7 separate regions of the Homo sapiens genome follow, and all the other regions are linked to region 2. Evidence: chromatin loops called from intact Hi-C (ENCODE). Cell type or tissue: dorsolateral prefrontal cortex. All regions are shown on one strand. Region 1 has its middle 140 kb from the start of ZNF536. Region 2 has its middle 20 kb from the start of ZNF536-AS1. Region 3 has its middle 100 kb from the start of URI1. Region 4 has its middle 89 kb from the start of ZNF536-AS1. Region 5 overlaps LOC107985345 (a long non-coding RNA gene). Region 6 has its middle 82 kb from the start of ZNF536-AS1. Region 7 overlaps ZNF536 (zinc finger protein 536).

The links. Peaks named below come from ENCODE experiments on the same cell type or tissue, not always from the same donor. Only the 100,000 strongest peaks of a DNase experiment are listed, where the experiment ranks them.
Region 1: a loop joins it to region 2, with 6 times the contacts of the local background. A loop is called at or near these places in 63 of 110 quality-filtered maps.
Region 3: it touches region 2 in a loop (4-fold over the local background); 8 of 110 quality-filtered maps call a loop at or near these places.
Region 4: it touches region 2 in a loop (5-fold over the local background); 4 of 110 quality-filtered maps call a loop at or near these places.
Region 5: a loop joins it to region 2, with 2.8 times the contacts of the local background. A loop is called at or near these places in 34 of 110 quality-filtered maps.
Region 6: a loop joins it to region 2, with 2.9 times the contacts of the local background. A loop is called at or near these places in 4 of 110 quality-filtered maps.
Region 7: a loop joins it to region 2, with 2.7 times the contacts of the local background. A loop is called at or near these places in 3 of 110 quality-filtered maps.

Annotation. Positions count from the first base shown.
Region 1 is chr19:30,226,191-30,230,190 of GRCh38, reverse strand. It overlaps a transcript of ZNF536 not described here. Among named protein-coding and RNA genes, the nearest start is that of ZNF536, 140 kb to the left of the region's middle. RefSeq lists a silencer at 2,135-2,524. In dorsolateral prefrontal cortex, a CTCF peak has its summit at 2,410; DNase peaks (open chromatin) are centred at 1,720, 2,360, 2,785, 3,693 and 3 weaker places; H3K4me3 peaks cover 4,000 bases; H3K27ac peaks cover 4,000 bases; H3K27me3 peaks cover 2,986 bases.
Region 2 is chr19:30,648,179-30,652,178 of GRCh38, reverse strand. It overlaps a transcript of ZNF536 not described here. Among named protein-coding and RNA genes, the nearest start is that of ZNF536-AS1, 20 kb to the left of the region's middle. In dorsolateral prefrontal cortex, CTCF peaks have their summits at 1,793 and 1,994 (motif pointing right); DNase peaks (open chromatin) are centred at 1,968 and 3,648; H3K4me3 peaks cover 452 bases; H3K27ac peaks cover 3,635 bases; H3K27me3 peaks cover 652 bases.
Region 3 is chr19:30,045,041-30,049,040 of GRCh38, reverse strand. No RefSeq gene overlaps it. Among named protein-coding and RNA genes, the nearest start is that of URI1, 100 kb to the right of the region's middle. RefSeq lists an enhancer at 2,437-2,516. In dorsolateral prefrontal cortex, a CTCF peak has its summit at 2,433 (motif pointing left); no DNase peak of the experiment used is centred here; H3K27ac peaks cover 2,682 bases.
Region 4 is chr19:30,578,989-30,582,988 of GRCh38, reverse strand. It overlaps a transcript of ZNF536 not described here. Among named protein-coding and RNA genes, the nearest start is that of ZNF536-AS1, 89 kb to the left of the region's middle. In dorsolateral prefrontal cortex, a CTCF peak has its summit at 2,109; DNase peaks (open chromatin) are centred at 792 and 2,112; H3K27ac peaks cover 2,525 bases; H3K27me3 peaks cover 560 bases.
Region 5 is chr19:29,728,182-29,732,181 of GRCh38, reverse strand. All of the region lies in intron 2 of LOC107985345 (a long non-coding RNA gene), which reads right to left. Among named protein-coding and RNA genes, the nearest start is that of C19orf12, 15 kb to the right of the region's middle. RefSeq lists enhancers at 1,271-1,320, 1,441-1,490 and a silencer at 3,451-3,645. In dorsolateral prefrontal cortex, CTCF peaks have their summits at 1,336 and 1,541 (motif pointing left); a DNase peak (open chromatin) is centred at 1,501.
Region 6 is chr19:30,585,859-30,589,858 of GRCh38, reverse strand. It overlaps a transcript of ZNF536 not described here. Among named protein-coding and RNA genes, the nearest start is that of ZNF536-AS1, 82 kb to the left of the region's middle. In dorsolateral prefrontal cortex, no CTCF peak of the experiment used is centred here; a DNase peak (open chromatin) is centred at 1,778; H3K27ac peaks cover 3,679 bases.
Region 7 is chr19:30,448,703-30,452,702 of GRCh38, reverse strand. All of the region lies in intron 2 of ZNF536 (zinc finger protein 536), which reads right to left. Among named protein-coding and RNA genes, the nearest start is that of ZNF536, 78 kb to the right of the region's middle. In dorsolateral prefrontal cortex, no CTCF peak of the experiment used is centred here; DNase peaks (open chromatin) are centred at 1,550 and 2,442; H3K4me3 peaks cover 2,899 bases; H3K27ac peaks cover 3,513 bases; H3K27me3 peaks cover 934 bases.

The DNA of each region.
Region 1 (4,000 bases), 420 kb after region 2:
AAAAGAAATCTTAAATCATTGTACACTAGTTAAAAATCAACACTAAATCCGGCTGACTTGCAGTGATATTAACATGAAGACACAGTTAAGGGGCTGAAGGTAGGAGGCAAGTCTTCCATGCAATGGTCTCAGAGTCCCTGCCATTGGTCACATGCAAATATCTCTGCCTGGTCACAATCGCACTTAAGTTTGACCAGATTAAGGGTCTTCTGGAAATGAAAGTCTTAAAAGTTTTCTAAACTTTGGGAAAACGGGTCCCTCAGCCCAGGGGCCTGTCATGTATGTCAGTGTCTGGGACTGAGGCAGACAAAGTCCACAGGCAGAGGCCCAGTGCTGAGACTTCTGGCAGCCGGGTTTCTCCTCAGTGGGGGGAAAAGTTAATTCCTAGGGCTCGGCGGTTCTGCATTTGTCAGGGAGCAGGACGTCAGTGCTATCATTACCAAGCAAATCAGCCAGGCGGTTAATGGTGGAATCAGGAGACATTTGCACTCCGCTATCAGAATGACATCATAACTAAAGCAGCCTTCAGCCAGAAGCCCTGGGCTCTCCCCGAGCAGAGGCCAGAGGGCTGCAGGGGCGACCCCCTGCGACTCCCTGGACTGAAAGCTGAGCCCCCCCCACCACCCGCAGCAGCTTTCAGGGTGGTGGGCGCAGCCCCAGGCAAGTTCCCAGGCTGGCCGGCAAACAAGAACTAGGGTTCTAGTCTTCCCCCAAGCAAATCGACTTTTCCCCTGGGTTCTGAACGCTGTAAATAATCATTATAATAATATTACATATTTTCAATAAAATTTGAGACACTGTGAAACCACTTTCCTTATCAGGCAAGGGTTGGTATTTTATAAATGCAGCTACATTTTCGCTATAGGATTGATGGCATTTCCAACAGAATTGTCAATCTCTCGGTGACCCTGTCTTTAGCAAAGAAGGTCTGCACTCTCCTTCAAGCAAAAGAAATAAATGATGCTGGGGGAAGGGGGACGAGCTAAGGAAAAAGCCCTTCCTGCTCTTGTTTTGGTTGCTTTTCTTTCTGTTTAAAAGCACAGCGCAAACACACACATACATACACGCACACGCAGACACAAACCTTAGAATAATGGGGGAAGCATTTGGCTACAGGCTTGCATTTACGGCGCGGCGCGACCAGCAGCCGGCCCCGCTCGCTCGCAGCTCTGCCCTCAGCGGCGGCCACTGGGACCGACTGCCCGCCCCCGACCCAGGCAAGATGCCCAACTGCGACCGCGCGCCCCCCAAGATCGCCTCCCGAGTCTCGCCACAGGTACACGCGTGGCCCAAACACTTCACCTGGCCCGAAAAGTCAGCAGACGGGGGAAAAAAAAAAAGTTGTGCGAGCAGCCAGCCGGGCAGTCCCGGAGCCCGCGGAGGCCGTCCTCCCGCCGCCCAGCCGCCCAGCCGCCCACACGCGAGGCCGGCCCGGGGCGGCGCGCAGCTCGCGGCACCTCGCTCCCGGCTTTGCGCGCTCACCCCGGGGCGCGCCGAGGCCACCGCAGGGCACTTACTTGGCACTTGCTTTTGAGTGTGCAGATCGTCGCGGTTTTCACTTGGGTTTTCAAACAAGTTTCAGGGAGAAAGAAGGAGGCAAAAAAAAAAAATCCAATTATGCAAATGGACTCCGGACTGGGAGGCGCGGGATGGATCTGACGCCGCTACTGTACGAGTTCTCGGAGCAGCCCCGGGCCGGGCAGATTTATGGGGGCGCGTCACGGCTACGCCAGGTCCCGCCGCCGGAGCATCTCGAAGTTAATTAAAGCGGTAATGTCCACTTTCCTGGCGACCCTCCGTGCGTGGGTTTACTATTTCACCATCAAACCCGACCCCGGCGGGGGCGGGGGCCCTGTCCCCACGCCTCTCCTTCCCTCTTCTGGCCGCCCCCCTCTTTTTCCTCTCTCCGTCTCTCACCCCTTTTTCCTCTCTTTCGTCTCTTTAAGTCGCCTGCCTTCCACTCAGTGAACAATGAACAAAGATGTGAGTGATGGGAAAAGATCGCCCCCCCTCCCAACCCCAGCAGAGAGCAAAGCCGGTCTTAAAGTAAAAATCCAGTTGCTAGTATCAAACTGGGAAAGAAAACAGCGCGTTCCCAGTCTCACCACCCCTTCCACACACACACACGCACGCACATACACACGCACGCACGCACACCCCACCCCAAGTTCACCTAAGCCCTGGCTGGAGACTGGGGCGTCAAGGTCAGGGCGCGCGGGGCTGCCCAACTCGCCGGGGACACCAGGGTTGGGGAACGGCGCGTGCTCTGGTCAGGCGTGCTTCCCGCGCCCATCCCCGCCGGTCCCCTCCGCCGGCCCCCTCCGCGCCTCTACACCGGCCGACCAGGCCCGGCGGCCCGCTCGGGCTGCCCGGCCGCCGGATGCGCTCAGCAAACGCGGCCCCTGTCGGATTTCTGCTAAATTGCACAGCGGCGGCGGCGGCGGCGGCGGCTGCCGGGAGAAGGCGCAGGAGGAACCGGAGGGCCGTACCGCGCGCTCGCTCACTCCGCCCCTCCCGCTCGCCCCTCGCCCCGGCCCCGCCGGCCGCCGGCTCCCACCCGCGCACACGACCCAGCCCCCAGGACGCACCGGGTGCCCGAGCCCCGCAGGCCGGGACACCTCGCAGCTGCCGTATTTTCTGCTAAAGTGAAAACGAAGGCGGCTGACAAATCACGTCTCCGGCGAGGCACCCGTTAGACATAACAATATCTGGCAAACAAAACCCGGCCGCCGCTGCCACCCGCACGCGGGGCTGAGACCCCGCCCTGCTCTTTCTCGGCCCCCAGCCCCTGGCCACTGCGTCCTCAACTCCAACGCTCCCCGCCCCCCAACATTCCAATCCTCCACCTAACTCGGGAACGGTGGACATGTTCTCCAACAGGCACACAGTAGGAACCACTCACAATACAGAAGTGAAAAGGGGGGGACTTAACTTTCCACCTGTCCCCAAAGAAAGCCCTGCCGGAGTTCACTCCGCAGAGTGAAGAGTGAGCAACACAGGTCTCTCTCTGCCCAGCCCTTTTTCTTTCTTTTTCCCTAACTTCCCCGCGTTTCGACCTTCCTCCACTTCACATACATCCGTCTATATGGAGATATCTATATTTTAAATTATTTGCAAAACTGCAACAGATGGGCGCGTCGAGATCTGGACACTTTCCTACTCATCAAAGGAAAGCTCTCCCCCAACCCTAACTTTTTTTTTTTTGCCTAAAATACACCCCGAGTCTCGCCTACGACTGTTTTCCTCAATTCATCTTCGAAAAATAATGTCTTGAAGCAAACAGAAAAAGGCTTATCAGCAAAGATCATTCCTACCCCAGTCATGCATCTGCGCTGGGGGGACGGGAGGCGTCCCCCCAGATTGCACTCTTCCCAGACGCCGCGCAAGCCCTGCCTCTCCTCTGCCTTCCAGAGCCCCCACGCCCGCACTTCCTCGCTCTGATTGGCCTCATTTCTCCAGCCTGGGACTGGCCGGCTCTTTTCCCTCCATAACCTGTTACTTATTTATTTATTTATTTCCTCTTTGGCCCCCGGCTGGGCCCCCAGGCCGAGGCCCGGCTGGGGCAGGTGCTGCGGGCGCCGCCTGCGCTTGCAGGCGCCACGGCCTTTCCTGGGGTCGCGGGTTCGGACCCTGGCACCTCAGCCCTGAAACCAACTCTCCGGCCTCAGCCTGGCCAGGCTCCCGGGGCACAGGAGGCCGATGCAATCACAAAATGGCAGATCTCAGCGGCTCTCGGCGCCCGCAAGTTTGACACATTGTAAGCATCAGCTAACTTTAATTGAAAAAAAAAAAAGGTTGCAAATTACCCTCTCTCCACGGGCGGAGGGGCCGGAACCCCGCAGTGAGCGCGGACCAGAGAAAGAGCGCAAGGCGAACCCCCGTCCCAGGCAGAGGAGAAAATGGGGAAAGTCACTTGAGCAGAAGTTTCCGCGGCCCCAGCCTACCCCCTCCCCTTTTTACTCCCCCCACCCCCCAGACCCTCTTGAAAGTTTCCCGGGGC
Region 2 (4,000 bases):
AATATTTCATATTTTATAATGAACATTAAAAGAGTTTGTGGATCATTACTTTATATGAGTTCCAAAGTTATTACATAAAACCCAATAGGAATGGTTATAAATTATCAGATCCTCTGGCCTGGCCTTGGTAAACATAACATGAAGACTGAGACATTTCAGCAGACAAGATTCATGAGAAGAGGTAAAAATTCTTCCTGCATTTTAAGGAGAAAAGAAGACCAGAGTACTTGTAACCAGCTCTTAGCATTTTTGTTTCTGTTTCAAAGAAATTCTATTGAACCACTTGCTTAAGCCACACACACACAAAGCTTCTGTTAGAACAAAAGAGTAGTTCCTTTAGACACTGCCCTCATCGCCTCATTTTTCATTATCCTATCTGTGGCCTTAAGGTCACTGCCAAATTCTTGAATTTTTCAACACAGTGTGGGTTTAAAATGCTGTACTTAGCAGGCTCATACGATACCCAACAATTCTTTATTTTCAAAAGGAGATCCTCTCTTTGAAATCTGAAAATATGGCATCTTTACAGAAATTGGAGAGTTGATAACATTCTGAGGAAGTTTTCTTTTGGGGTCTGCAGAATAGGTTTGCAGACAGAATTTTAATTACAAACTATCATTTGTGAACCACGGTTAAGCATGAAATGGATGCTATTCAATTTCCTCGTGCTTATTCTCTTTTTTAAAAATAAATCACAGCATTATATTTTGTTCTGAAAAATCACACCTGGAGCTTCCCTTCCTCCCTCCCCCTTGCTTTCTGCACGGTGAAAGAGTTAAGTATGGGAAGAATAGCAGCTGGGTAAACAAAGTTAAGGACCAGAGAAGTAACGTCAAATCTTCTTGTCAGCATCCAAGAGGCACAGTGCCCAACTGGGGCGCTTTCTGATGAAACACACAGGCAACATTTGCTACCTGGTTCTAGGAAATACAGGCACCTCCCTCGCCTTTGTCCAAAGCAGCCCCGCTTCCGGTACCTGTGGAGTGAAGGTGGGCGCCCGCCCTCCAGGACCCCACCTAACCCCTCTGAGGCTCCCCTACCTGCCAACTCCCAACCTTATCCCGGGTTCTCCCCTTTATGTGGCGCAGCTGTTGGTGAGGCTTTCTCAGCAAACAGATGTCTTTTGGAGAATTTAAAGCTCTGAGTTGGAGGCCAGATTCTGACTGTACTTTGAATTATGTCTGCCTCGATCATTATGCAGTCATTCACATATATTTTAGACATCAATATTGTCTTGAAATATTCTCGAGTTCTCAATGCTATTTATATGCTTCCATTCTCTCCTTTGCTTCTGCTCTGACAGTATGCTCCAACGTCCCAGCGTCACTGACGACTTGCAGATCATTTTAACACATATTTTCATTGGTGAGGGCTTTGCCATTTCATTTAACATGATTTCTCGCTAAATTGAGCAGAGATTGACATTCTTGGGACAACAACCAACCTTGGTCATCTGTTTGGATGGAGGATTTACCCAGTTCAGTATTTTTTAAGATGAAACAGTGTCATGTGTTGCCTCTTTCTACGGACAGCAAGTTTTTACCAATGACAAAAGAAAGATTCTAAGGATGCCAATTTACAATGTGGGAGGAAAAAAAATCTCTCCTTGCTTATTTACAGAAATGCTCATCGGCTAACATATGAGATTCTGATATAATGTAAGCCCATAGGTAAAAGAAAAAGCAAACTCAAACTGTGAAAACAAAGCAAAACAAAACAAAAACAGATATTTTCAGGACTTAAAGAGTAACAAGAAAAGGAGAGAAATCTTTGGGGCTCTTTCAGCACATTTAGTTCTAGGCCAAGTTTAGGAAAACCGTCATGGCCCCTCAGAGCTTCATATGGTCACCAAGAGAGCCAATCTGATTCAATGACTACTCTTACTTTCAAACGGGGTCAGGGCTCTCACCACCACCACTCATCTATTGATCATTTTGTCCTTGTTTGCAGATCATCCCTTTGAAGTATTTTCGCAATGGCCTCTAGGTGCCGCTAACACTGCATAGCTTCAGCCTTTCTGCACAATGAAAACATTAATTTGCTATGAGATAATTTTTGACGTAAATGTAAAATGGTGCCCATTCGAACTCAGTAATGAAGCATGGTGCATTTCTGCAGCTCCTAATTTGACTAGTTAAATGACTCCATTACGTGTCTAACAGACAGAAGCAAATAATTTCTGGTCAGTTGATGTTCACTTACCCGTATCATTTTGCCCTGAAAATAAAGTCTCTAATCTACAATTCCTTTGTCTTAGTTTTTTTTTTTAGTTAAGATTATCAAAGCAAATATACTTAAATATTTCAGATTAAACCAGTATAAACTAACAATTAAAACGTCAGACAGGATAGGCAAATCAAATATGTGTAATTGGAGAGGTGGAAAACCAGTCAGCCCCCTTCTAAATTAATTACTCCAACTTTGCCCCTGTCACTAGGTCCTAGGGGTTAGGATGACTCTCGGGCTTCAAAAGAACAAGTGTGTATCTTTCAAGTCTATTGTTTTCCTGTGACCCCAAAGGGGCTACTGGCTGTTCCTGTGTCTTTTTCACTTTGCCACATAACTTTGAGGATGTTTGGAAAATCAGTAGCAGGATGCATCTCACAATAGCAAAAAAAAAAAAAAAAAAGGAAAATGCTGCTTTAATAAATATCAAGTGATGAATAATTTTGCCCAAAGGGGAAAAAATGGTTAATATTGAATCTTAATGTTCCTCATCTAAATGCTTTTTTCTTCCTGCTAAAAACAAGTTTAGAATTAAAGCGTATCAGTTTACACATATTGCATGCATATTAGTGAGACACAGCTGTGTATGTCCCCCTGTTAAGAGCCATATGATTAAGTTATGGGATATCATATAATCCAAACGCTGTTTCTACTGGTCACCTTTCACAGACAAAAGCTTTTTAGTTTTAGGTCTATTAAATGACAGAATGTCCGATTCTGGAAATGTGCAAGCAATTATTATGAAGCACCTGTGACTCTCACTTTTTGCTCACCAAGTCCATCTATAAATTGCTTCTGGAACATTGCTCAGAGGCTGACAGAGGACTGTCCTCCCTGTCTGGGGCAGCTGTCGGGCATACAGTGAGGTGGCTCAAGACCCAGGGTTGATCCTGGTTAACTATGGAATCAGGACCCCAGCCGTCCTACCCCATCGCCCTGAAGTGAAGAGACTATAGACTCTTTCAGTGAAGAAACAGTGGTCGGAGAAACAGTGAAGAAGAACCCCCTAAAGTTCAGAGGGAACCCTGGGCCCACCCGTTTATCATCAGCACTTCCGGATGATATTTCGAACTAGGTCTGCACCAGAAAATCAGTTTTCAAAAACATGTGAACTAAAAGAACCAGTTTAAATGATCTTTATTTTTCCCCAAAGTAACATGCTATTTGACCCAATTAAAAACACTTTTTAAAAACTGACTGGAGTGTGTCTATTGACTACCTTTATTGAGCTTTTAAAATTTCAAATCCTTGTTTGTGGGCAAATTTCACGCACTTCTATGTTAGGGATGAGGGACGGGGAACAGCACAGGCTGCTTGCCTTTTGATGTGAAACAATGTGAAAAGGACTATTTATGACTCATACTCTGTGGAAACGTTGGCTGATGCTGTTTCTGCCACTTGATCCGGGGAAGTTGCTGTCCTGCAGAAGGCCAGTAGCTGGTGCTGGAGGGGTGGGGGCTCACACCTCTGCTGCCCCTGCCCAGGGGTCCTGAGATAGCCATCGGGGCCAGGCTCCTTGGTGTGATGTAGGTCGAGCGCCTGTGGGTTTGCAGAAAGGATTTGGCCTTTTGATTTGGTGTAGAATTTACAACCTGAGAGTGATGTCTCAGCACGCAGATCTGGGTTGTACTGGAAAAGGAAATGAGGTCAAGCTGAGAGGAACAGTGCTATCTGAGGAGGCTTCCACGCGGCCGCAGGTTGGGGACTCGGAACCGCTTCTTGTGGGCCCAGCCCCTTGACAGGGCACCTGCAGCTAAGAGCATCTGAAAGCCCG
Region 3 (4,000 bases), 600 kb after region 2:
GGAGACTGGTCCTTCTGATGATGAAGACATTCCTTCTTTCTCCAGAATTTAGAGATGCAGAGAATGAAATTAAAGGGGATTATTTTGAAGCTACAGTTCAAATGGCCTCATTTGAACATCACCCACTTTTCCTGACTTTGTTTTGCAAGGGTAGTTGTCCATAAGTAAATAACGACTTCATTGCATGTCTTTAACTTACTGTATATGACGTTATCAGTTCATCATCTAATCTGTAACATTAGTTTGGCTAAGCACTGCATTTAAATAATTTATGCCACAGAGTAGTATGCAATAGGAACATTTTTAAAAATTATTTTCTTTGCTAAATTGTGTGGAAGTCCCCACCTGAAGTATAGCAGACTGCTACGTTTCAAGAGACACTCTACTACTTAGGCTGTTAAACGATTCAGGGGGAAAAAAAAAAAAACTGGGATTCCCTGATAATACTGTTTGGGCTGGCAGGTGCTAGTCTCATAGTTCTGGCTTATAAATACTTTTAAAAAGATTATTAAGCAATTTAAAGTAAACCTAAACTACAGATGAACCCAGCCTGATGGATTCATGTAGCCAATTACATTTTACAGTATCTATATCAAAAACATAGTCCATATTTCATTTTTATGAATCACTCCATAAGCCCACATCTAACAGGGTGACTGAGCACTTATGTTTAGTACCTTTGAGATGTTTTCAAGAAACTGGACCTCAAGATTTCCTTTTTTTGTTTTGTTTTGTTTTTTGAGACAGAGTCTCACTCTGTCACCCAGGCTGGAGTGCAGTGGCCCGATCTCAGCTCACTACAAACTCTGCCTCCCAGGCTCAAGCAATTCTCCTGCCTCAGCCTCCCTAGTAGCTGGGATTACAGGCACCCGCCACCACACCCGGCTAAATTTTTGTATTTTTAGTAGAGACGGGGTTTCACCATATTGGCCAGGCTGGTCTTGAACTCCTGACCTCAAGTAACCCAAACACCTCGGCCTCCCAAAGTGCTGGGATTACAGGCATGAGCCACCGCGCCTGGCCTAGACCTCAAGATTTTCTCAAGTGGGAAGCCAATTCTCAGTGAGACGTTTTGGACAAATGGTGACTGGCAGGTCTCACTGCCCAGCACAGCTGGACCCTAGGGCCACTTCCGGAGCAGGATGGAGCTGGGTCCAGGGCAGAAGGCAGCTTTCCTCCAGAAACCCAGGGAAGGCTAAAGGCATAGAGTTGTTAGCAGTGGCCTCTTGCAGGACCAAGCCAGCCTGCATGCAGCCTCGCTGCTCCTGGAACTTGACTGCAGGTTCCCCACCACACCCTTGAATACACAGCAGGCACCTGCAGGAAGTATAAGCAGCTCCAGAAGTCCAAGAGCCCAGTCATGGTTCACAGACAAGGAACTCATCGGTCATGCCTAGCGCTGGTGGTGTCCCCACCAAGAACACTGACGAAGACAACTTACATCCTGCTGAGAACTTGCGGTGATAAATACACAGGTCCAATGTGAGGCACTGAACATGTCTGTAATCATCTAGCAGAGGACGAGATCGGATGCCTTGTGTCTGGGTTTGTGACTTCTGCCTTGTAAATGGATAAACATTTCACATCTCCACGTAAGACTGAAACATGAACCCCTATCTTTTTTCACAGCAGACACAAACAAATACTACTTTTTTATCACTGCAAAGCACTTGATGTTAAGTTCATTAAAATGAAAGATTGGAGAGCCCCCAAATATAGGATAATATGATTCATGTATAGATCCCGGATAATAGATGTGGTTTCCATTATTTTCCTACTACATAAAGGACTAATTCTGCTGCTGCAGGAAGAGTGCTGCCTTTCTCTTCATGAGCCATTTTCATAAAACTGAATAAACAACAAACACAACCATGATTAGCTGTGACAGTTCCCCACTGATTTATTAGACTCAAATCCTAAGGAGAAGTCTAGTTTTAGGTCTGTCTCTGCACGTTTTTATCAAATAATAAAACTATAAAAATGAAATGATCCACTATCTTCAAAATAATAAAAAATAAAAGGTTCTGCAACTTAAAGAGATCTTCCTGTTACCAAGCAAGATGCAGGATTTGCATTTTTGGAACCCTGTCCCTTAAAAGTGAAGCAGCAGCGGAGAGGCCCTGCTGCCGGCATGCTTTTTAAGCCCAGCCTGAGTTCTCTATGCTTGAGAGCGTCTTATGATGCTGTAACTAACCTCAAACCTGGAGCAGCAGGGGGGCAACAAACCTCAGAATACAGCAATGTCATGCTTTACAGGAACTCTCTCAGCAACAGCATGAATGAGGGGGGAAATTGGTTGCCTAGGAAACCCTCTAGTCCTGGTAATTATTACTGTAACTGACTGCACACCCCACCTATAACAGAAATGAATAATAATTTATAATCGCTGACTGGCAGCTTTCTGTCTGTGCCTCTGCTCACCACTGCTACCTACTGGCATGCAAAATTAGTTACAAGCAAACAGCGGGGTATGCAGAGAAAAAAACCACCAGCAAAAAGAACATTTCAAGAAATCTTCTCCCATCTTCCCCCACCAGGTTCTGAATATAGTTCAAGTCAATTGCTGCTCGATCAATAGAGCAAAAATGAAAAGTGCTTTGTACAGGGGTTGAACAATGTAATGGAAGTTGGTCATCTCAATTAAAAGCAATTTCATATTGTGACATGAACTAGACCAAAAAGAAGGTGCTTAATAAGGTTAACAGACGCTAAATAACAGCATATATCTTAATGACCCCAAATATATGACTCACAAGCTATTTAATAGTATAGAATTTGATACTAAGCAAAATCACTATAAAAATCCTATCTGGTAGTTTTGATCAATTAAACTACACAATTAACAAAGATGGTCCATTTATCTTAGGTTGTCTAATTTGCAGTACAGTGTTAAAGCACTTCTACTGGAAGACTAGTTTGTTTAGAAATTAGAACATTCATAGTGATTTACCGGATTTGATTTAAAAGACATAGCAGGAGTTGGCAAAATTCACATATCATGGGGTTAATGTGGGTTAGAATGTAGCTATTTGTAATACAAAAATATTGCATACCAAATACACACATCTGATTTCTTTTAATCTTGGTTCGTCTTTTTGCAGAAGTCATTAGTTTGCTAAAATGAACAACAAAAACAGCTGCATTTGCCACTATTAGGACACAGAAATCTGCCATTTTTTAAATTTCCAAAGCAAGAGAATGCCACCTGGGTAATGAACCACGCCCAGGTTACCAGAAAGGTGTCGACTGACTGATGGTTTCCGCGGCTCCCGTCGTAAGGAAGGCTATGTCTACCATCATCATTGTATTCATCAGCTGCCATATATTCAGGCTCCACAACTTACTAGTGTGGCCTGGTCAGTACATTTCAAAGTTGAGAGAGCCTTTATAGTTCAAGAGGAAACAGCTGAAAATGGACAAATAGCCCCCAAAGGGTGCTGATGCCAAGTTAATGATCACCAAGATGAAGAGTATGAAGAATAATTATAGGGAAACCCTCAGCTCTTCCATGGGCAGTCCACACTTAACCCTGTGGAGCCCTCACGTCTTCCCGTGTTCCTGAGATTGGCTGGCGTGGAAGAATGTCCCTAGTCAATCTGATATTAACCATCAGGGAATCCCCCATCCCAAGCCCTCATCAGTTGATTCCATTGCAACATAAAATGTCATGTTCCAAAAATATTTCTGTTTTAAACACCCACTGTGGTAGTAATCATAGATTCATTGGTTGGGTTTTCTTCCCTTTCATCGTTATTGGAAACTGACCTCCTTACTTTTCAAAAAAATCAATAGATTTCCAGAAAACTTTCCAATTCTCAGAGATTTTTGCATAGTTCCAACATGGACAGCTTTTCCTACAGCGACTTTCTTATTAAGGAACCCACACAGACCAGATTTGGAGTGTGCAACAACCGCACAGAAGACACACACAGGTCTGAGTCCTGGCCGTGTGGAAAACCTGCACAGGTCACATTCGGCTCCGTGCTCTTAAGCACATTCA
Region 4 (4,000 bases), 69 kb after region 2:
GGTTCAGGACCAGTCTGAGTAACATAGTGAGACCACATCTGATATGGTTTGGCTGTGTCCCCATCCAAATCTCATCTTGAATTGTAGCTCCCATAATTCCCACGTGTTGTGGGAGGGACCCAGTGGGAGATCATTGAATCATGGGGATGGTTTCCCCCACACTGTTTTCATGGTAGCAAATAAGTCCCACGACATCTGATGGTTCTATGAGGGGTTTCCCTTTCCACTTGGCTGTCATTCCCTCTCTTGTCTGCTGCCATGTAAGACGTGCCTTTCACCTTCCACCAGCCATGATTGTGAGGCCTCCCCAGTCACAAAGAACTGTGAGTCCATTAAACCTCTTTTTCTTTATAAATAACCTAGTCTTGGGTATGTCTTTATCAGCAGTGTGAGAACAGACTAATACATCGTCTCTATAAAAAATAAAAAAATTAGCCTGGCATAATGGCATGCACCTGTAGTCCCAGGTACTCAGGAGGCTGAGGCAGGAGGATCACTTGAGCCCAGGAGTTTGAGGCTGCAGTGAGCTATGAGCTATGATCACACCACTGGTCATTTGCACCTGGGTGAGAGAATTAGACCCTGTCTGAAAAAAAAAAAAAAAAAAAAAAAAGAGAAACTAGGAAGAGAAGCCAGGACATCAGCTGTGTAGAGAATTGGAAGCTGCAGCATGTAGAGAATTGTTTTCAACTGTGTGAGCAGTAGAATCACACCCACAGGCTCCCTTGGCAGTAGGCACCCTATAGAGCTTCGGCCTCCTCCCTTTGGTGCACGTCTGCCCATTGTGTGTCACTGCCTCGGTCTCCCTGAACTTCCAGATTACATTGTTTTCCCAGCTGCCAGCCAAAGCTTCCAGAGCTGAAAGTGAGTCTTTGCTACCAACAACATGGCCAAAAGCTGCCTCACCTCTGGGGAAGCAGGACCGCGGACCCTCACCTCTCTTTTTTCCCTCAGAGGATTCCACTGGGAATCCTGCGACATTCAGTGTCTTCCTGACTCTTGGACATAACTCCTTCTTTTTTGTTTTGTTTTGTTTTTGTTTTGTTTTACACAGAGGAGTCTCGCTCTGGCTCTGTCACCAGGCTGGAGTGCAGTGGCACGATCTCAGCTTACTGCAACCTCTGCCTCCTGGGTTCAAGCAATTCTCCTGCCTCAGCTTCCCGAGTAGCTGGGATAATAGGTGCACCACCATGCCCGGCTAATTTTAGTATTTTTAGTAGAGATGGGGTTTCACCATGTTGGCCAGGCTGGTCTTGAACTCCTGACCTCGTGATCCGCCCACCTCGGCCTCCCAAAGTGCTGAGATTACAGGGGTGAGCCATTGCGCTGGCCCACTCCTTTTCTTTACTGTCCTGCTTCCAGCCACAGACATCCAGAAAGTCCTCCCAAGAAAGGACACAGCCATCAGCTGATCTCGGCCTCTCTCTGTCCCCTGCAAGAGCTGTTTCCAGTCCTCAAAGCCAAATCTTCAACCACCACAAGCAACTGTAACTTTTTTTTTCTTTTCTTTTTGAGATGGACCCTGGCTCTGTTGCCTAGGCTGGAATGCAGTGGCACAATCTCAGCTCACTGCAACCTCGACCTCCCGGGTTCAAGTGATTCTTGTGCCTCAGCCACCTGAGTAGCTGGGACTACAGGCGCCCACCACCATGCCCAGCTAATTTTTGTATTTTTAGTAGAGAAAGAGTTTCACTGTGTTGGCCAGACTGGTCTCAAACTCCTGACCTCAAGTGATTCTCCCGCCTTGCCTCTCAAAGTGCTGGGATTACAGGCGGGAGCCACTGTCTCCAGCAACTCTAACTTTCCATCATAAATTTAGAGGCAGGAGAAGTAGTTGAACTTATTAGTTGACTATTATTTCTTTTTCTAAATAAGTAGTTTTACTTACATAGTGAATTTGATCAGGTCTGCTTTTCTAAATTCAGATGGAATATCAGATTTTGGAGTTTCTAAAGCAAGCTTTTCCTGCTCATAATTCCAGAAGCTAATACCCAATTCTTCTAGGAAAATCACTTCCAGATCGAATGAGGACCGATGGGCTCCTACAGGTCTTGGAAAATGCTGGGGCCACCTGCAGTCACAGCTGTCCACTTCCTGTGGACACAGTCTCTGCTGCCCCCATCTGATCCATGGAGGATGTCAGTGGGGTCACCAGCAGGGAGAGTTCCAAGCAGCCAGGAGCTGGAGTTGCTCTGACCACTGTGGAGACCCTGGTGAGAAACGGGCCCAAAGGGGAGGAAGAAAAGAGTAGGATGAGCTGGAATTTCCTCGAGACCCTATTGTTTCTGCAGCTCCACACAGGATCATAGGAGCCTGAACCCAGAGGGCTTAGATGACGTCTGGGCCAGAGCATCCATTGGCTGAGACACAGCAGCTCCTCAGCCTCCTTTGGAAGAGGGGCTGGGAGAGTCTTGCTCCCAGCACCACTACAGCATACCCTCCCTGGCATGCCCGCAGAAACACACAGGTACCCCACTCCACAGACAGAGCCCCTGCTTTTGCATGTGGAGGTGTGCCTCACTAATCTTGGCTTCTCGGGCACCTGACCACAGTTGTGCTGAGTACACCCACACCTACTAGGGTCAGACTCTGGATGCCAGTGCCTTGAAAGACACCATTTCCCATCCATCAAGGGCAGGAGGAGCATTTGAGAAACTCGCTGCAAGACCATAGGTCTCTTCAGCATGGGCCCTTCCCTGTAGCACAAACCAGAAAGCATAAGGGGGACCTAGAACTCCGAGTAGGGTACAGCAGGGAAGGGGTCCCCAGCCCGGGGCTCTCTGTGGCCTGGACCCAATGTTGGCCATTGGGGCAGCTCAGGTGCATTGCCAATACCAGAACCACTGGGTGAACATGGATCCCCTGAGGGCAAGAGAGCAGGAGAGGACCTTGAAGATGAGGGAGGGAGCCAGCAAGGGGTGACAGGGAGAGGGAGGCCAGGGGCTTTCAGACTCAGCAACTGCGTCTGCTCAATCCCAGCCATGGGCCTTTGGAACTAGGACATTGTGAAGAAGCCATACAATCTTTCAAGACAGCTTTCTTAAAAAGAGTCTACCAGCAGAAAGAAGAAAGGAAGTTTTCCTTGTGGGAAGAATGGGTTCAGTGGTGGTAAAGCAGGTGGTTGTAGGAAAGACCTCAGAGCATACCAGAAAAACATAATGGAACATCTCACCAGAGTGCTGTCCTGAGACTGAAGGAATTAAAACATCTTCTAAAGTATTAGATTCACCCTGCCACACCACTGTCCATATAACTCAATGTGCCCCTTGGGGATGTGGGGACAGAAAGAGATTGATTGCATTAGTACCTACAAGGCTCATGCCTCCTTCATCCATGCCCTCTGCTAGGTTCCTCCCACACTGACTCTGGGTGTGGCCATGTGACTGTGGCCGGTGGGATGATTGATGGTAACTTTGCAAGCAGAATTGGGCAGAAGTGCCTCTGCGTTTCCATTTGCTCTCTTGGAAGAGCCTCCATCATGAGAACGAGCCCAGGCTAACCTGCTGGAGATGAGAGACCACACAGAACAGAACTAAGGAACCCCAGTCAAAGCCATCCTAGACCAGCCATCCTCCAGCTGACCTAGCCACCTACTGAATCATGAGGAAGTCCAGTGAAGATCAGTTGAGCCTAGCCAGGATCAGCAGGATCACCCAGCTGACCCAAAGACCTGTGAGAAAACATAAATTGCTGTTGTTTTACCCACTAAGTTTGTAACACGGCAGTAGCTAACTGCTATAGCTGTCATGGAAAACCCATTAGTCATTCGATCAGGTGCAAGCCATTTTCTTCTTCTTGTTTTACCTCTCTAAACTCTCTTACACTCCAAAGATAGAACACAGATAGTGATTTTCTAGCTATAAGTAAAAGAACAACTAGCCTGTAACTCACAGTTAATGATCAATAACTAAGTCTTAGAAACAGGGTTAAAGACTTTACATGTGTAATCTTATATAGTTATGTCAGGTAGATACTATTATTATTTCTATGAGGAATCTGG
Region 5 (4,000 bases), 920 kb after region 2:
CTCCTGAGTAGCTGGGACTACAGGCATGTGCCACCACACCTGAATAATTATTTTTCTTTAGAGATGGGGTCTTGCTCTGTTGCCCAGGCTGGTCTCAAACTCCTGGGCTGAAGTGATCTGCCTGCTTCAGCCTCCCAAAGTGCTGGGATTACAGATGTGAGCCACTGCGCCCTGCCTTCTTGGTGAATCTTGAACCTGCAATTAGATAAAATAGGCAGTCACAGCAGCCAAGGGCCAACCAAGACAAAGCTCAGGAAAGACTCAGAAACTGCAGGGGGGAAGGTGTGGTCACCTCACCTGGCACACAACTTAAACAAGCCAAAGTGCTGGCCAAGAGTGAGGGACATCTGGAGTGGTAGGTGCAGGAGGGAGACGATGAATAGCAACTGTAGTTTCATTCACAGTAGGATTTCCGCAGGCCTCCCCCTTGAAGACCTGGTGACAGGTTGGATTTGATGCAGGGCATGCCTGAGTCTCAGCGGTCCAAGAGGGAGATGATCAGACAATCACGGGCACCGCCTCGCATCCTCCTGGCCTCCGCTGATTCAGCTATGGCAGTGGTGAGCAGTTTTGTGCAAGCTTCAGCTCATTTGGGCCTCACAGCACCTTGCCTCAAGCATGCTGTTTGCTTTGGCCCCAGGGCTTCCTGAATGCTGTGGCATGGGATGGCAGAAAGAGCCCATTCAGCATGCAAACATATGTTCAGCCCGAAGGTACGGGGGTTACCGTTCCCAGGGAACTCTCAGCAAATGGGGGAGAGGCAGAAGATTCTGAAAGGTCTTCTGTCTACTCAGCAGTCCGCGTGGGACCGAGCCCTGGGTGCCTGTAGAGGGGACCAGCCTTGGTAATCCACCCTTGTGTTGGCTTGTCCTTCACTGTGTCACCTTCCCTGTTTCCTCATCCTGCTTCCTAAAATTGCCTCCAAACTCCACCTTCCCTCAGAGAAGGACTGAAGTAGGTAAGTGGAATTTAGTATCAGGTTTGTAAGGGTGAGATCGCAAAGTACTTAAGATACAAACACAAAGTGTCTATCCTACAGACCTGGGCTCAGTCCTTTTTTTTTTTTTTTTTTTTTTTAGACAGGACTGGAGTGCAGTGGCGTGATCTCGGCTCACTGCAACCTCTGCCTCCTGAGGGTTCAAGCAATTCTCCTGCCTCAGCCTCCCGAGTAGCTGGGATTACAGGCACCAGGCTAATTTCTGTATTTTTAGGAGAGACAGGGTTTCACCATGTTGGCCAGGCTGGTTTCGAACTCCTGACCACAAATTATCCACCAGACTTGGCCTCCCAAAGCACTGGGATTACAGGTGTGAGTGAGCCACTGCACTGGGCCACAGCCAGTGTTGAAATTCCACATAATCACAGACTAAGTTAAAATTTCAAATTAAACATATCTGGATAATTTCATCATAGCAGAAATGGTGAAGGGGTAAATTCTGGCAAAGTGACACGCTCAGTTTGTTAGGTTACAATCGGGAGGGCAGCGTCTTGAACGCGCTCCGGCGCCCATGGTCCCTGGATTTCCTAATCTATAGCACCCTCTAGTGTTAGCTTTGCTTCATGTCCAGAGCTCAGTGGTAAAAGCCTGAAATTCTGCCTCTGCACAAACCATGCTAAGTGGAAATTTGTGACAGAAGAGGCTCCTTTTATTGCTTTTTCTCTAAGGAGAAGTCATCAGGTGCTTAAATCTTTGGAAATAAATTTGTGCCACCTGTATGTTTAAAATAAAGTATCATGCTTTATGCTTCATTTGTTCTTCCAACAAGTAATTGTTGGGGGTCCCTGCGGTCTGCAGAAGGCCCCATGTTGGAGCAGGAGGTTTTAAATGAAAACGCTGCACATTTTCACAGATGAACAGGGAAGGAGGGTGTCACGCCAATGTCCAAACGGGGAAGTAGTTGGCCGGTGCGTGCAGGGGAGAGAGCTGCCACCGTTCCCCCTCAGTCCCACCTCAGAATTCATCATCCTACCTGGCTCGGAAACAGATTTGGGGAGCATAAGCTCTCTTTATAGTTTGCCCCACAATCAATTTCAGTGCATCTGTGCAGAGTGACATGAACTGTCCTAAATGTCTTCTAAAATAAAAAGACACCTTTGCCTCACTCGGGGCTTCGCAGCATTAAATGTACTTGGGTTAAAGGCTTCAGCGTACTCCAGTGGGGGCGCATCTTCCTACACTTTGGATAATTCATATGCATGAGAAGACATCGTCATTTTCGGTGCAGTTCTGAAAGGAAGTATTAAGGGCGAGAATTTGATTTTAAGTGAGGGAAGGGGAAAAAAAGGTGTGAATTTAGCTCCAGACTCTGCAGAGGATGAAAGAAGATGTTATATTTCTGTTTGAGACGTTGCAAATCACTCTAGAGTGCCCTCTGAACTTCTCCCTCAGCCCACCTGTCCACAGAATGGCTGGGATTCACTCCACTCTCCAGGATTTACTGTCACCTCTCCCATCCACAGTCTTTTAGGAACAGACCATCTCAGACAGCCCCTAAAGTTACCGCATGGACAACAAATTGTTCTGCAAAGTGATAGCATAGAATGCACCAAAACATCTTGAAAGAAACTTACTCAAGATGTGCTTGTTTCCTCAAGATGATATTTTATTTGTTTTAACCGGCAGTCTTGTGGGTATATATGTCTATGTTTAGCCAAAATGAAAAATGCTCCTAAAATAAAATCTCAGAAACTTTGACCAGAGTGCTTGTATGTTCTAAGGGGGAAAGAGTGTTGCATAATTCGTTACGGGGGCAGACTAAACCTTCCCTCCACTTAGAAGAGTGGGGCTGGGTGTGGTGGCTCATGCCTGTAGTCCCAGCACTTCGGGAGGCCAAGGCAGGAGGCCAGGAGTTCAAGACTAGCCTGGGCAATACAGGGAGACTCTGTCTCTAAAAATAATTTAAAAATTAGCCAGGTGTGGTGGCATGCACCTGTAGTCCCAGCTACTCAGGAGGCTGAGGTGGGATGATCACTTGATTCCAGGAATTCCAGGCTGCAGTGAGCTATGATTATACCACTGCACTCCAGCCGGGGTGACACAGTGAGACCCTGTTTCTAAAAAATAATTTAAAATAAAACTAAGTAGAAGAAAGATGGGCACTAAGCCTAAAAATTTGACCTCACTAAACATAAGGTGTTAGTTCAGAGCTCTGGACCCCAAAAGCTGTGGCCTGGAGTGGGTGAGTGTTTTATTGTCCCTGATATGGGAAAAGGAGTCCAGGAAGAGGCTGGTCCACAGATAAGAGAGTAGCAGGAGACCCTGTAAGATGCTGAGAGCCTGGCTGGGCCCAAGTAACTCTCAAGAACCAGGAGGTCTCAATATTCCCTTCCAGGCACCTGGTGAGCCACGCCGCTACATTGAACCCTCACTGGCCACTGTAGACCCAACAGTCAAAGTCTGTGGCACCAACACCTTGTGTTATAGAGACTTTGGGGAAGTCCCCGAGAAGGTCTGGAGCTCCCAGTTCATTTGGGCCAGGCACACTGAACAGAGGGAGGGCTGGAGGAGCTGAGGAGGGAGGCGAGGAGGCGAACCCTGAAGAATCAGGCTTTAGAGGCTCCTGATCAGGAGAAACGCACAGGTGGCTCTTACCACCTCTCTCAGCAACCTTTAGAGATTCCGGGCTGGTGTCTGCTAGCTTAAAAATCACTCATTTAAAATAATTAAAAATCATTTAGAAAAGGAGGGCTTTATTTCTCATATAGAGTTACAACCTGCAAGGCAGCCACCCTGACTGGCTAAGAAGTGTAGTCTCCAGTAGAAGCCAATAGGCAGGCACTTTGAGGAAGGGTGGGAGGGGATAAGACAGGAATTCAAGCTGAATGGGTTGGCCAGGTATACATATTCAACGGGATATAGGAAGAGCTATGAATATTCTTGGAAGGAGGCCATACACATGTGTGATAAGCAAACATGCATGTTACACACATCCCATGTTCACCTTGGAGTGGAGAATACACATTTAAGTGTATTACAATCGGGCTGTAGACGTCAAAAGGT
Region 6 (4,000 bases), 62 kb after region 2:
TTTCTAGTGATGAAAATACACTCAGGCTGCACACAGGGCAGGCTGGAAGTGCCAGAGGGTTAATTCCACTACAAGCAACCCTCCATCAATGATGGATACAGAGTTGAAGAATGAACACCCCAGCTTCCTTGCTGCTCCACTGGGTGGACTCTAAGCCCAGCTCTACCTTGTCCCCCAGTGCTGCTCACTATGGTGACCAGCTTGGTAACACACCCTTCTTTTTGCTTTGCTTTTTGTCCTTGCTTCATTTCTTTATCCCCTACCTGTGCTTCCTGAGATCACCCCCAAATAAACAGTTTGCACTCCATTCTCAAACATCCATAACCTGAGGGCTGCCAGTAGAAGGAGGTAATCGGTTTCAACAGCAACAACAGTTCAAGAAAAACATGGTTGTGGGTGGACTCCTCAACTTCAAAAGAAAATAATCAAAAGAAAAGAAAACCCTCTTCTCATTGTTCAAGCAACCTCTTAAACCAAAGTGTGGCTCTATTGTTGCTATCTCCAGCAGGAAGAGTCAACATCGCTGCCTTTCATGGCCTGTAAGAGCCAACAGAGGGTCTAGGGCACAGAATCCTGGAATCAGAGGGACCTCGGGCAATGCAGAGCCTTTCTTCCATGGAAACCATGCAGATGGTTGCAACCAACACAAAGAGCAGATGCAAATACAGATGGTGGTAACCGATGCAAAGAGCCCTCCCAAGCATGGCCCTAGGGTTGGAAGGTGATAATTAATAGGAGGTTCCTTCCTATTGAGAACCAAAATCTAATGTCCTCTAACTTTCTCTAAATCCCTCTTCTCAGGTCTCTTGGGGATTCTCCAGCACATTCAGAAACACCCCAGCTCCCTTTCACCAAGTCTGAATAGCTCTATTCTTTTGGCCACACCTCACATCCCAATGTTTCCAAAACATGCTTGTCTTTAGAATGCTTCTATGACGCTTGCCATATTCGCATGTCACCTGTACTATTATTTCCTTACTTAAAAAAATAACTAATTCTTTTTTATTTTTTAAGAAAATTTATTCCAAAAGGAAGCTCTATAACTGAACCATAAACGGAAGCCCAGGAGTACTCAACATAATTAGAAAATATTCACACAAATAAAACAATGAAAACATGAGAGTGTTATTAAACACCAGCTAGAAGCAATTGCCTGAAAAGGTTCTGGGCCTAAGACCTTCTCTCTCTGGGTTAAAAACTGTGATGAGCAAATGTTGGAGAGGTGTTAAAGGCAGAGCAGCACCAAACTGATACTTTCTTCTTGGTTTGGATCAGAAAAATTAGAAAAAAAATGGAAACAGGAATGCATTTCCCATGATGTTTGTGTGCAACTCCCTGTGTGAGTGGTCCCCTCACACAGGGAAACTGCCACCTCATGTGCTTCAGGACCTCCCATCCTCTTGCTTCTCCCCATTGGCTGGCCTTAGTCTGCCAATCTCCTCCTCAAAGGGGTCAACTGGGGCCAAACAGGTAGGACCTTGTCCCCCTCACTGACCATGGTGATCAGGACCCTCAATTCCTACTAATGCAGTCATGACCACATATGTATCTAAAGAGACTCTGGGCTCAGGGCTGTACCTGGCATGCCACTGCCGTGGTGATGCTCAACAGTTAGGTGACAGAACACTCTGCTTTTTCTGCTAGGGTGCTGTCTGCCAAAATGACCCCAGACCACCATATGAGCCAGTAAAGATCAGCGCCTAACAATGTGACCTCCAGCCCAGCAGGTGCATCTGTGATTCAAAGCACAGCTGCCGCCTGAGGGAGCTCACTGGGAAGCCACGTGTTGCTCTGGGATGAAGACTGAGTGCACTTTGCAGCTGGGGCCTATGAGATCTAGAGGGACTCCCACAAGAGGAAGAAGAGTGCCACAAGTGGCAAGGCCATGCATGCACCAACTGATTGCAAGACGTTAGTAAACAGAAGTGCCTTTTTAATGCACCAATTACAGAAGCAACTTCAACTTAACCTTCTGGACCTCAGACTGAGCACTGCTACAGGCTGCAAATTTAATGGGGAATAAGCAGGTCAGAAAGGGTTTGCATGCATGCAGGCTCCGGGCTTCTCCCTCGTCTCTCATAAAGCATGCCTCGACTCGTTTAGCTCTGCAAGCACCACTCCCATGGCCAGTCTTCCAGGGATGGAGCTTTTCCCCAGAAGTCTGCCACCTAAAACATGTCCTTGTTAATCCTTTCAGGGAATGAAGTCTCCAGTTTAGGAGGCTGAAGATCAATAGTTCGACTGACAATGAAGGGTATGAGTGATGGCATGCTGGAGCAGGCTGCCCAGGACAGTCTAACCAGGCCCTTCAGTATTGCCTGGATCCTGCCATGTCTGCTAGGCCAGGAAGCAAAACCAGGCACCCCCGGGGGATGAGCACTTCAAGGGCTTCACCATGGGTGATGGAGACCATGCTTGCCATAATTAAGTGGCTCGGAGAATGGGAGAGTAATACCAACTGATCTTGATTTAGTTGGGAAAATGCATTCTATCATTTGTTGTTAACTATTAAAGCCATTTAAACCCTTCTGAGAATAGATCTAACATTGGACTGCTTTGAAGGTTTGATATGTCTTGTAATCCATAGATTATTGAAGTTAATTTCTCTGCTGAGATCCTGCTATCAGTGAAATTGCATGCACACTCAAAAGTTAAAAAAATAAAAAGAAAAATCTTTGCAATTGGATTTCTGCTATGTCTCTCAGTCCAGAAAAGTAGCAATGATGGGAAAGGCTGGTTGAGGATCTAGAAGGAAAAAGGTATCATAGCTCCTCTTAAATCTTCAAGATATGTGTGGACAGAGTCATGTTATTTGTCCTTTACACATTTAGAAATCTTTTTAGTTGTTCTTAGAGAGTCCCTTATAGAATAAGCTAAAGTAAGCAATAAGTACTGATTTATATCACTGCAAATCATTTTTCCATACTTTCAATTAATTTTAATTGAATCTCTTCCTCATGATTTTCATATACTTTTAAATGAGTTTCAGTTGTAGAGTTAGAATGCAACTGATTCTTGAAGTTGACAAGTTTTAGTTTTTGATCATAGATTATTACATAATGTTGACAAGTGTTTCTTGGACTACAAGACTGCATATTAAATACTATGCAATACTCATGGTACTCTCCATCCACACACTATTTTACAGGTGGGCAAAAAGCAGGCTGTGTTGAACCTGTAATTAATTTCCAGAAGGTACAGTTGCTTCATTGCTTACCAGCTTATGACCATCCTCTAGAAGTTGGCTGGCCAGGAGAGCCTTTTTAAAAATGATAGTCAATAGTGGAAATTATATCAAGTACCAGAAGGGGAAAGGAAGGCAGAAAAAGAAGGAAGGAAGGAAACTCCATGGCTTTTTGAGTTGATTTTCAAAAGGTGCTCTTATGTCAGTTACTCCTTCAGTTACATGCATTTGTCCACCTGATTCTGAATTCATTTGTCTTCCTCTCCAGAAGGTTGACCTTAGGACTTACGTGACTAACATGCAATAGAACATGGTGGCCGCACATTCTCACTAACCAGCGCATGCTGGGACCCATTTATGGGATTTCCACTCCCCTTTTTGCCTCTATAGAACAATGAAGCAACCTAGTTGTCCATCAAAATTTCTTCCATCCAGCGACGGAACCAGGATAAGCAGAGGGTATTCACATTAACGAGACTTGGGCAACCTGTTTCAGAGAAGTTGTTGTCAGCTAGATGTTACGGATGATAAAACTCAGTCTTAGAAATAGCTTGTAACTTGCCCAAATATACATAGCTATTAAGTGGCAGAGGTGGGATCCAAACAGACTAAGTGTAAGCTCCAGGAGGGCAGGGGTGATTGGGGGATTAGAGGAAGTATATAGAGGATCTTGTCTGATTGACTGATACGTATGAGCTCAGTGTATGTTTCTGGGATAAAAGAAAATATTAGCTCAAACACCTTTCCACTGCAGTGTGACAAATACTGATATTTCAGACATCAAGTTATGTGGTACAGACAATGAAAGTTCCTTGG
Region 7 (4,000 bases), 200 kb after region 2:
CCCTGCCATCAATGCTCCAAAACAGCTCTACGGGTAAAGGAGTTAACTACTCACTCCCCTGACTTCCCAGGCTCAAAAGGCTTCCAAATGCTCCCTGCACAGTTCTTTCCCATGAAATTCACTGTCTCCATCTCTAGGTCTCCAAGTATACCCACGGTCTCTCTCTAGAACCAGTGGAATATCGAGGCCAGTATAACAGGCCTTGTTGAAGCCAGCCCTGTCCCCACCCCTTTGAGACATCAGGGCTACCTGCCAGAAACTTCTCAGGGAGAAGGGGCAGACGTGGGAAATGCACTGAGATGTAGAGGAAGAAAGTCTTACCTTACCCTTCCTGGGAACGCACTTCCTATGAACAGGACACAAAGCTTCAAACCAGAGAAAGAATTAGAAAGATAAGCAACCTGGCAGTGAAGGGATCTGGGCGGCCAGAAGGACCCCAATCTGCCCTCTATGCAGAGGCTGCCCCAGCTCTGCAGAAGTGGCCCCTGGCAGGGCTCACATAACACAGTGGGCATCATTTCCCAGCTACCTGAGTGCATGGTAAGCATGGGAGTGGGTAAGAGTCAGATCCTGGAAGCTCGTGATACCTGCTTCTGGCCAAACCATCAATCAAGGGACACCTTGTGGCTGTCTGCAAAGCAAATTACTAACTCCCACCCCAACACACCCAAGGTGGTGGTCAAGACCTGAGCCTGGAACCTCCCATTCGAGTCAATGGAAATCACGCAGCTAATGCTTCAAGCTCTGTTTTGAAAATTGACCGCTTAATTCCTTGCCTCATTGTAACCTGTCCTTAGCTAATCTATGTTTTCCTTATTTCCATTAAATTTAGGTTTAAATGAACTGTTCCGTCCCTTGCGCTAACATGCATAGGGAGGAGAGCTTCATGGAGCTCCTCAGAAGCTCCGTGGGCAGGAGTGTTGGAAACAGAAGGGCAGCCCAGGCAACAGCGGTGTCCATCCCACAGATGGGCCAAGTGAGGCCGCCAGAGAAACACATTTGAGTGACTCCGCGGCCTCGAATCTAATCCCTCACAAGCAAAACCATGTCCTGCCTGTTAAGTGCTGGAGCAGAGAGGGTGCTCTGCCTCTGCAATTTTATGCCACACATCTCTGATGTTACACTCCTAGTCTGAAGACTTTCAGAGCCTGTGCAAGTACCCTCTTTCTGAAATGCCAAGTGACGGTGGACTGGCATCAAGCAGCCCCGGAGAAGCGGGATTTATGGCTCCATGTAAAGGGGTCAGAAAGATGGTAAAAGCCCCGAAGTGTTACTGATTGTTCCCAAATCATCGCTCCTAAGCACGAGATGATACAAGTCTACCAAGTGAATGGGAAGTTTATAAAAAGAAACTGCTGGTAGGCATCCGGCTCCGGGGAAGGAGGAGGATGATGTGACAGCCGCACATGAACCAGCATCTGAGAGCAACGGCGATCCCGGCACGAGCAGGGCGTCCCAAGTGGACAGACCACCCTTGGGCCCCAGCGGAAAGGTGGCCGCCAGGGGAAGACACGGGGGCCTCTGACCCTGTGCCCCATCTGACATTCCCCAGGAGCCACCTGACCAGCCGGCTTATTCGCCTAGGCGGGCGGCCACCTCAGCTCTCGGCTCTCAGCTCAGGGGACGGGCCTTGGCCGGCGTCCGCCTGGGCACAGCTTCGGCACACACGAGCCGATCCTCCGTAAATCTCCGCAAACACGGCGGCCGCCTGCACACGCTTCCACGGCAGAGACCGAAGGGCTGCATATGGCGCTCGGCTTTCACAGCTGAGCTTTAAAAAAAGTGCAGCTTTTCATCTCACTGAACCAGTTCCCAAATTAGGAGGTGGGGAAGGAAGGCTGGAGTTGGGGTGGGCTGGGGGCAGAAAAATAAGGAAGCAGGGGACAGGGGGAGGCGTAGGGGGAACCTTTAAGGCTAAATGTGATTTTAAAAGGAATCTCAGACTATGATCTGTTCATAAGGTCCCTCTGGAAAATTAAATAATGTTGCCTATTTGTCATCCCCAAATTGACTAATTTCAAGTTCCTAATATCATTTTTAAAATGATTTTTTAAATATATAACAATGAAGGAGGCTATCTAAGAGGGCATCACTCACATGCTTGAGCCTGGGCTAAAAAAATTTTTAAGCATTATTTATAAATGGGATTATTGTTTTCCAAAGTTCTCCTCCACAAAGAGATTAGCTGCCACCATGCCCAGGGGGGTCTCCCCAAGTCCTTTTTAATTCCCTGCCTAGAGGTGGAAGGTGGTTGGACTGGAACAGGAGGAAGAAGCCTGCTCCGGCAGTTTTCCTGGAATTGCCTGGAAACTTTTACTTTCTGTTTCCTCTGCTGATAATGACTGTCTTCGGCTCTGCAGCCAGCTCCCCTCTCCCCCCCTCCAGCCCCCTGTTGCTGCAGCCTCCCCGAGCTCCGGTATAAAGTTTGGCTTTTGCAGCAGGAAGCAGCTGGGCCAAGCAACCAGCGAATGATAATGACCTCAGAAATCTGCTGTTCGCTCGGCAACAATAGGGTGCTCAGTCTACTGGAAAATTGTGTTCATCAGCTAACTCTGCTCAGTTACTAATTGACATTGCCAAATATTTTAAGAACAATTGGAATGCACAAGCAAAAAAAAAAAAAAAAATGAAGATCTTAATCCTCAAACTCAAATTTTTTTTCTTTTTCTTTTTCTTTTTCTTCTTTTGGGTGCCTGGATTTGTTTGTGTGTGGAGCAGGCACCGGTTATCGTGAACGGGGGCAGGGAGGGGGAGCCACATGAGAAAAAGAGGTGGAAAAGAAAGAAAATCTATCATATCACTATACACCCCATGTAAATGCGAAAGCGCCCCAGATAAAGGCCTTTGATGCTGTGGTCAATGGGATGGAGACCCAGCATTTCAGGAATGCAGCTCTAACAACAAAAGAAGACCTCGCAAGGCTTTTAGCCCAGCTGACCAAATAATCCTTGTCCATCTCAAAATATTATACCAGAAGTAGTAGGGGTTAACGATATTTTCATCTTCGCATCTCTCCCTGGCTTTCCATTGATCCTGTAACTTAGCCGACTTTATTTAATGAACAGAGGGTCAATGCATTCAATTACCCCCTTCCCACCATCAACACTTCAATTATCCCCACTCCAAAATTATGTGGAATTCAGAAGGTAACTGCCCTGTTGGATATAATGAACAGTATCATTTCTTAGTACATTAAGTTTTAATTATTCTGAGTGTGATTTCCAAAGCAAAATCTGAAGAAACAGAACTTTGGTTGTGTTCTGACTCAGAGCAAAGCGAGGATTCGAGCTCAGCCCTAGAGGAGGTTTTAGAGAAAGATGCAAAGATTAATGCCATAAGAGTGTTTGCATGCAAGCCAGAAATGAGGAGGCATCGAAACAGCCACCCCGCTTTCTAAATGCCATAAAAGTAAAATTAATAAGCTGCTGCTTTCCAAACAGTTTCTCTTTGCATTGTACACGGAGGCTACATTGAATGACATTGACCACGGTGTGAAATTACTGGTAAGTCAAATAAACAACAACAAAACAAAAATAAAACAAAGGGGGAAGATGGGGAAGTGATCTGTGTGACTAGTTTTGTCCATTTTCTGTTAGAAAATATGACCTCTCAATTTGTCAGAGGTCCTAGTTTTCGCAGTTGATCTTAAGCTTGGTTCTCAGCAGTTTGGAGAGCCAAAGAACAAACACATTTTCTGGTTCACTGGAATCATTTTCACATGTTCACTGATTCAAACATTCTTTTGCTCACATAACAAACAGCTGCATCCCACATTAGCCTAGCCAGTGACAGTCGCCCATCTCGGCAATAACTGTTTGATTGCAAACTTGACCCCTTCTTCATCTCGGTCTGAGCAAGACATTTTTAAACAGCCACTCCGTTCCCAATCCTTCTTTGCAAAGAATTACATCAGATAACAAAGGACGTCTCTGCCACTCATTGTAAGCCTTCTTCTAGAGATCTGTTCTAAGAGGCTCTGTAAAAAGGTTTTTTATGATGA